Linked DNA regions of Homo sapiens: region 1 is linked to region 2. A link is an interaction called in ENCODE POLR2A ChIA-PET data of the cell type or tissue named here. Cell type or tissue: GM12878. All regions are shown on one strand. Each heading gives the region's core, and the rest is flanking DNA. Links, peaks and the distances in the headings are about the cores only. Region 1 overlaps LINC02391 (long intergenic non-protein coding RNA 2391). Region 2 has its middle 25 kb from the start of LINC02397.

Evidence for each region. Peaks named below come from ENCODE experiments on the same cell type or tissue, not always from the same donor. Only the 100,000 strongest peaks of a DNase experiment are listed, where the experiment ranks them.
Region 1: POLR2A ChIA-PET joins it to region 2 with 8 read pairs; 5 of 35 experiments call an interaction of 5 or more read pairs at or near these places.

What each region holds. Positions count from the first base shown.
Region 1 is chr12:92,351,248-92,354,173 of GRCh38, reverse strand. All of the region lies in intron 2 of LINC02391 (long intergenic non-protein coding RNA 2391), which reads left to right. All of the region lies in intron 1 of LOC105369902 (a long non-coding RNA gene), which reads right to left. Among named protein-coding and RNA genes, the nearest start is that of LINC02391, 11 kb to the left of the region's middle. In GM12878, for the core only: no CTCF peak of the experiment used is centred there; no DNase peak of the experiment used is centred there.
Region 2 is chr12:92,489,847-92,492,772 of GRCh38, reverse strand. No RefSeq gene overlaps it. Among named protein-coding and RNA genes, the nearest start is that of LINC02397, 25 kb to the right of the region's middle. RefSeq lists an enhancer at 334-473. In GM12878, for the core only: no CTCF peak of the experiment used is centred there; no DNase peak of the experiment used is centred there; H3K27ac peaks cover 950 bases.

The sequences.
Region 1 (2,926 bases), core at 99-2,598, 140 kb after region 2:
TGGGCATGAAAACAGAAATGCCTGTCGTCATTTAGGTCCATGGGCACAGGCTCAAGGATGGAGCCCTAGCCAGGGACCCCGCCCTTCTTTACCCAGCACTTCCCTGCCCCTTCTCATATCAATTTAATCCAGGCTTGGCTTATCTGACCGCTCATATCCTAGCCACAGTTGATACAGGGATGTTCCTGACTAAAGACAGACCAATGACAGTACCCCCTGGAATGCTGCTAGAGTTAAGGAAAAGTTCTTTTGTTCCTCTTGGATCCTGAGTTGTAAAGAGCATATGATCCTGCAACTGCTAGTGGCCATCTCACTATCATGTATCAGAGTTTTGCCTGAAAATGGAGCCATAACATTATTTGAGCACCCGGATCCAGCCATGTTGAAGACGCTTTCAGTTACATGAGTCCATTAACATTTTATTCTTAAAAAGCTAGTTTGATTCTATTTCTACCATTTGCTATCAAGGAGTTTCAACTAAGGCGGGTAGCTATTACCATCTCCATGAAGCTCTGAGAAATTAAGTCACTTGGCTAAGCTGGCTCAGTAATCGATGAAACAGGATTCTAAAGTAGGGTAGTCTGGTACCCACATCCATCTTCTTTTCATTACACTATGCTGCCTGCCAAAACCAGTGAAAATAAATTGATGGAAATCATGTCGATTTATCATTAGGCTTTCTAAAATATAATATTCCTACAAACAGTTTCCCTGTCCCAAATTTCATGCTAATTCCAACTGGTAAATTTATGAAGCAAAGTCATTACTCTTTGTTAGAGAAATGTTTTCATATATACGAAACTTTAAAGAATATTTCAATGAGGCTTGTCAAATTCTTTTTTGAATACCTACTATATAATGGATTGGGATTAATTGTTAACAAAGAAATTTAATAAAGAAACAAATGAAAATAGCAGTCTATACAGAGCATAGCATATTTTTAAGTCACTCTATTCCAGGATCGGAGGTAGTAACACCATAAGCCCAACATCAATAAAATGCTATGACAGAAAGGGGTGGTGTGCCATAGCATACCAGAAATAAGGGTAGTATTTCTAGGCAATAGAAATCACACAGGATTAAATGTGAGGCAATGTGAGGAGGAAGTTCTAGGGCAGTGCTATTGAATAAATCTTTCTACAGTAATGAAAATGTTCTGCTGGGTGCAGTGGCTCATGCCTGTAATCCCAGCACTTTGGGAGGCTGAGGTGGGTGGATTGTTTGAGTCCCGGAGTTTTGAGAACAGCCTGGCCAACATGGTGAAACCTTGTCTCTACTAAAAATACAAGAATTAGCCAGGCGTGGTGGCACACGCCTATGTTCCCAGCTACTCAGGAGGCTAAGGCTGGAGAATCAGTTGAATCTGGGAGGCAGAGCTTACAGTGAGCCAAAACTGTGCCACTGCACTCCAACCTAGGTGACAGAGGGAGGCTCTGTTTAAAAAAAAAAAGTGTTCTATATCTTTTCTGTCTAGAAGAGGATCTTATCTTTCCAGTAGCTACATCTGGCTAGTATCTACCATACTAGTGAGGTAGTGTGGTAGCTGTTGGGCACCTGATGTGTAGCTAATTCTACTGAGGAACTGTATGGCTAATATCTACCATATTGGCCAGTGCAGTTCTAGACAAATAGGCAAATAACACAAGAAAATATATAAGATAGGAAGAATGGAAAGCACAGAGTTTACGTGAAAGATAAAGTAAGTTGTCTACCTCAGCTGGAATTGAGCTTATAAGGAAGTCAAATGAGAAATAATATTTGGTGAAGTTGAGTGGATCCAGATTATGAAAGACTGAACATTGCTTTGGGACAATCGGGAGCTTATGATGTCTCCTGAACTAAGAAGTGTTATGTTCAGTCCTATGCTATGGGAAGATTAAACAGGCAGGGGTAGCTATGAAGAACCAGAAAGGTTACAGAAGTAGAGATGCTACATGTGAGACCACAGTAAGAGTCCAGACAAGTTAATGAAAACCTGAACTAAGACAGTAACAAAGGAAATGAAGGAAAAAGACAGATATGAAACATATCTTGAAAGTAGAAATGAGAAAATTAAGAACTGATTGGAAGAGTTGGAAAGCAAAGAAGAGAAGTGAACTTTGGAGAACAAAAGATGAAAGAGAAATTATAAGAGAAATAGATTTGGTAGTACAGCCATCTGATTTAGAAATAATATTCTGATTTTTGTTTTAGATCTTTTAGGCTTAAGGTGCCAATGTTAGAAATATAACTATATCATTAAAGAGAAATGTTAGAAAATGTGGTAGAAATTTAAGGACCATCCGCATATAAATTAGGGATCAACAAACTATAGCCCTCAGGTCAAATCCAGCCAACTGCCCATTTTCTCAATAAAGTTTTATTGGAACACAGCTTCTCTAATTTGCTTGTATATTATCTATAGCTGTTTTCTAGTATAAAATGAAGAGCTGAGTAAATGCAACAGGCTGTTAGGCACACGAAGCTGAAATTACTTACTATCTAGTATAGAACATATTTGCTGCCTCTGATATACACAGTAGAAATCACCAGAACACATGAGATCCTAATAATTTTAATATAAGAAATTCTAGTATTCACTGGAGTTTAATAGAATACTCTGTTTACTCTTATCATTACATTGGCACATCTATAACATACTAATATTCGGAATAAAAATACAGAGTTCCTCTATGATCCTAAAATATCTCTTGGATCACCAAGAAAAAATTATTCTCCATATAAAAATACTCCTAAATATCATGTGTTTTTGTCTAGATATTTGGAAAGCGGTTCTCCTTTTATGATTTATATTTGATTTTCTATTAACTATAGTATTTTATTAATCAGAGCACTTCGTTCTCTGTGTATGCCAAGTGATATATATGTTAAGCCATATGAAATTCTTACTTTGTTAATGTTTCATCAATTCATGGAAACTAAACTG
Region 2 (2,926 bases), core at 273-2,772:
TATATATATATACATACATATACACAGAGACACTCATTGTTGAGTTGTTGTCTTATAACTAGGGACCACCGTTTATACTCAAGGTAAGTGCCCTTCTTTTGAGGGCTTGCAGATAGTATTGGAGGCTATATATATATATCTGAAAGGATACAGTTTGCTACTCACTACTCACTTCCCAATAATCATTCTCTCCTTCTTCCCTAGTAACAGAACCCTGGGCAATGGCCAAGCTGAAAAATTACATTTCTGAGATTTCTGTGCAGGTAGATGGGGCCATATGTCTATATCTGGCTAGTGAGATGTAAGCAGAGGTGACATAAATAGAAAAGAAAGTACAAGCTCTTCTACTTGTTTTTCTTTCTGCTCTTTGGAAAGCTGTTGTAAAAACAATCAATTGTGGACCATGAGGGGCCTTGTAGACAGAAGTCACTTGTGATGTAAGAGAAAGATAGATGAAGCCTGGCCCCAGATGACTTTGTGGACCCTATTCCAACCCCGGACTGCTACTCTGCACTTTTTTTTTTGTTAATGTGACAGGATAAACCCTTGTGTGTTTAAGCCATTGAGCTGGGTCTCTGTTACCAATGGCAGAAAACCATTCTGATATACTAGTTCAGATATGACATAGAGTGTTTTTCTCAATTCTATTGATTGCAAATAATACAAGCCCAAATTAGCATGTTTAAGGGGGAAAAATACTTTATTTGAAGGCGACAAGATATCTGGTGCAGTGCAGTGTGCTAAATATCAGAATTGACTAAAAGAAGGAACTGGAAATCCAAGAGAAACTACGGCCTTATTAAATTATCTCTGCTCTCGTGTCTGGTGCCTTTATGTCTCTGTTTCTATGTCTGTGTTCTCTCCTTCTCTCACTGCATTGTTTCTTTATCTCAACCTTTCTACCTCTGTGCTGTGCTCTGTCTCTACAGACCACCTTCTCACTTTTTCTGCTCCCATTTGTAATATCTCCACTAGAGTTCTGGAGCAGTAGCAGCAGCAGCAGCACAGTCTTCAATACCACCAACCAATTTCATAGAATCTTAATATCTCAATTTTACTTTCCCAAGAAACTAACAATAAGTAATTTGTAAGGTGAAAAGATGTGGACTGAGCTGTAAAACATAGTTTCTAGGGCACATTCCTACTGGTTGGTTGGTTGGGATATCAGAAGGAGGAGAAGAGAGAAATTCTCAAAAGAGTGCTGGACACAGGGCAAATATTCTTGTGTGTGTTTGTTATGTGTCGTCAAAGGGAGTCTGAACTAAAGAATGTAAATGTGTCCATGTAAATCCCTCATTACTACACTCATAATTTGCCAATACAGACATATATTATTTCCATGTATTCTGGAAGTTTTAGTGATTTCACATATTTATCTCATTTGGAATACCTCCTACCACAACGCTTGTAAGAGGTAGGAATCATTATTCCCATTTTACAGAAAAAGAAAGTTAATCAATTAAAAAGAAGCCACAGCTAGTAAAGTTGCAGATTCAAGACTCTGGTTCAAGTTGGTCTTGAAAGTCCAAATCCACATTTGTTCCACAACACTTCATTCATTGCCTACAAAAAAACTCTATCATTAGTTCTCAAATACTGGCCTGAAAAGCTGCTTTATTTCAAAACAGTTTTTACTGACTCTGACAATGCTAATTGTTAATGGTAGTTTGATGTTATTTTGTTTCATATTTTGTCTTCTTGTCTAATGGAACATTTAGGAAGCCTAAGTCTAGAAACCACTAAATTACATAAACCCAGCTTACATTGAGTTTAGCATTAAAGCCCTAACAAGCACACTCAAAAACTGAGCAGATGAAAACGCTAGGGCCTATGACAAAAAATATAAAAAAAGAATATATTCAGGCCCTTTCTATTCATCTGGATGACACAAAATGGTTGAGTCTGTTTTGTTCATTCTCAGATGATTGAGGGCAGATTGAGCTCACAAGAGCTCAAGGGTTACAAACTTGCTGAATTCACTTAGACTTTAACTCATTCATCCAATATACTTTTAAAAAAATGCATTGGTGCTTACATCCATAGCTTAATCTAGTCTTTTAAAAAGCTATACGATAACATTCAAAGATTCAGAATTTTTTTTTTTTTTTGAGACCGAGTGTCATTCTGTCTCCCAGGCTGGAGTTCAGTGGCATGATCTCAGCTCACTGCAACCTCTGCCTCCCGGGTTCAAGCGATTCTTCTGCCTCAGCCTCCTGAGTAGCTGGGACAACAGGCATGTGCCACCACATCCAGCTAATTTTTGTATTTTTAGTAGAGACGGGGTTTCACCATATTGGCCAGGCTGGTCTCGAACTCCTGACCCTGTGATCCGACCGCTTCGGCCTCCCAAAGTGTTGGGATTACAGGCGTGAGCCTCCATGCCTGGCCAAAGATTCATATTTTTATATAATTTGTCCAAGACTGTATGTGTCTTATTAACAAGCAGCAGAAAAAACAACTGGCATAGGCTAAAACACTAGCAGGGTATTTGTTGGCTTACAGAGCTGAAAAAACCAAGTAGATTGGGATTCAGCTGATGAACTAAAGTGGCTATCAATGTCACCACAAACTCAGTTTATTTCCATAGATCTGCCCTGCCTTTCAAGGTAGCATCCTCTTTCTAAGGCTAACTCACCTCACATTAGCAGTATGACAGCCAACAGTTCCTAATATAATGATCTTTATCTTTCACCATCAGTGATTGCGCCTTGCCTTGTAGTTCTGTCAGAAGAGAAATGATTTTCTATTCCAGAGACCCTCACAAAATACCACCTGAGCCTCATTGGTCCAAAGCGGTCATGTGTTCACCTTTAAATCAATCAAAGGCCAGAAAATTGGGCAGTGATGATTGGTTTAAAGCAAACAAGATCCGTGGTTGTAGCTGAGAATGGGGTGAATTCCATTCAAACTGCATGGCTAAGCAAGG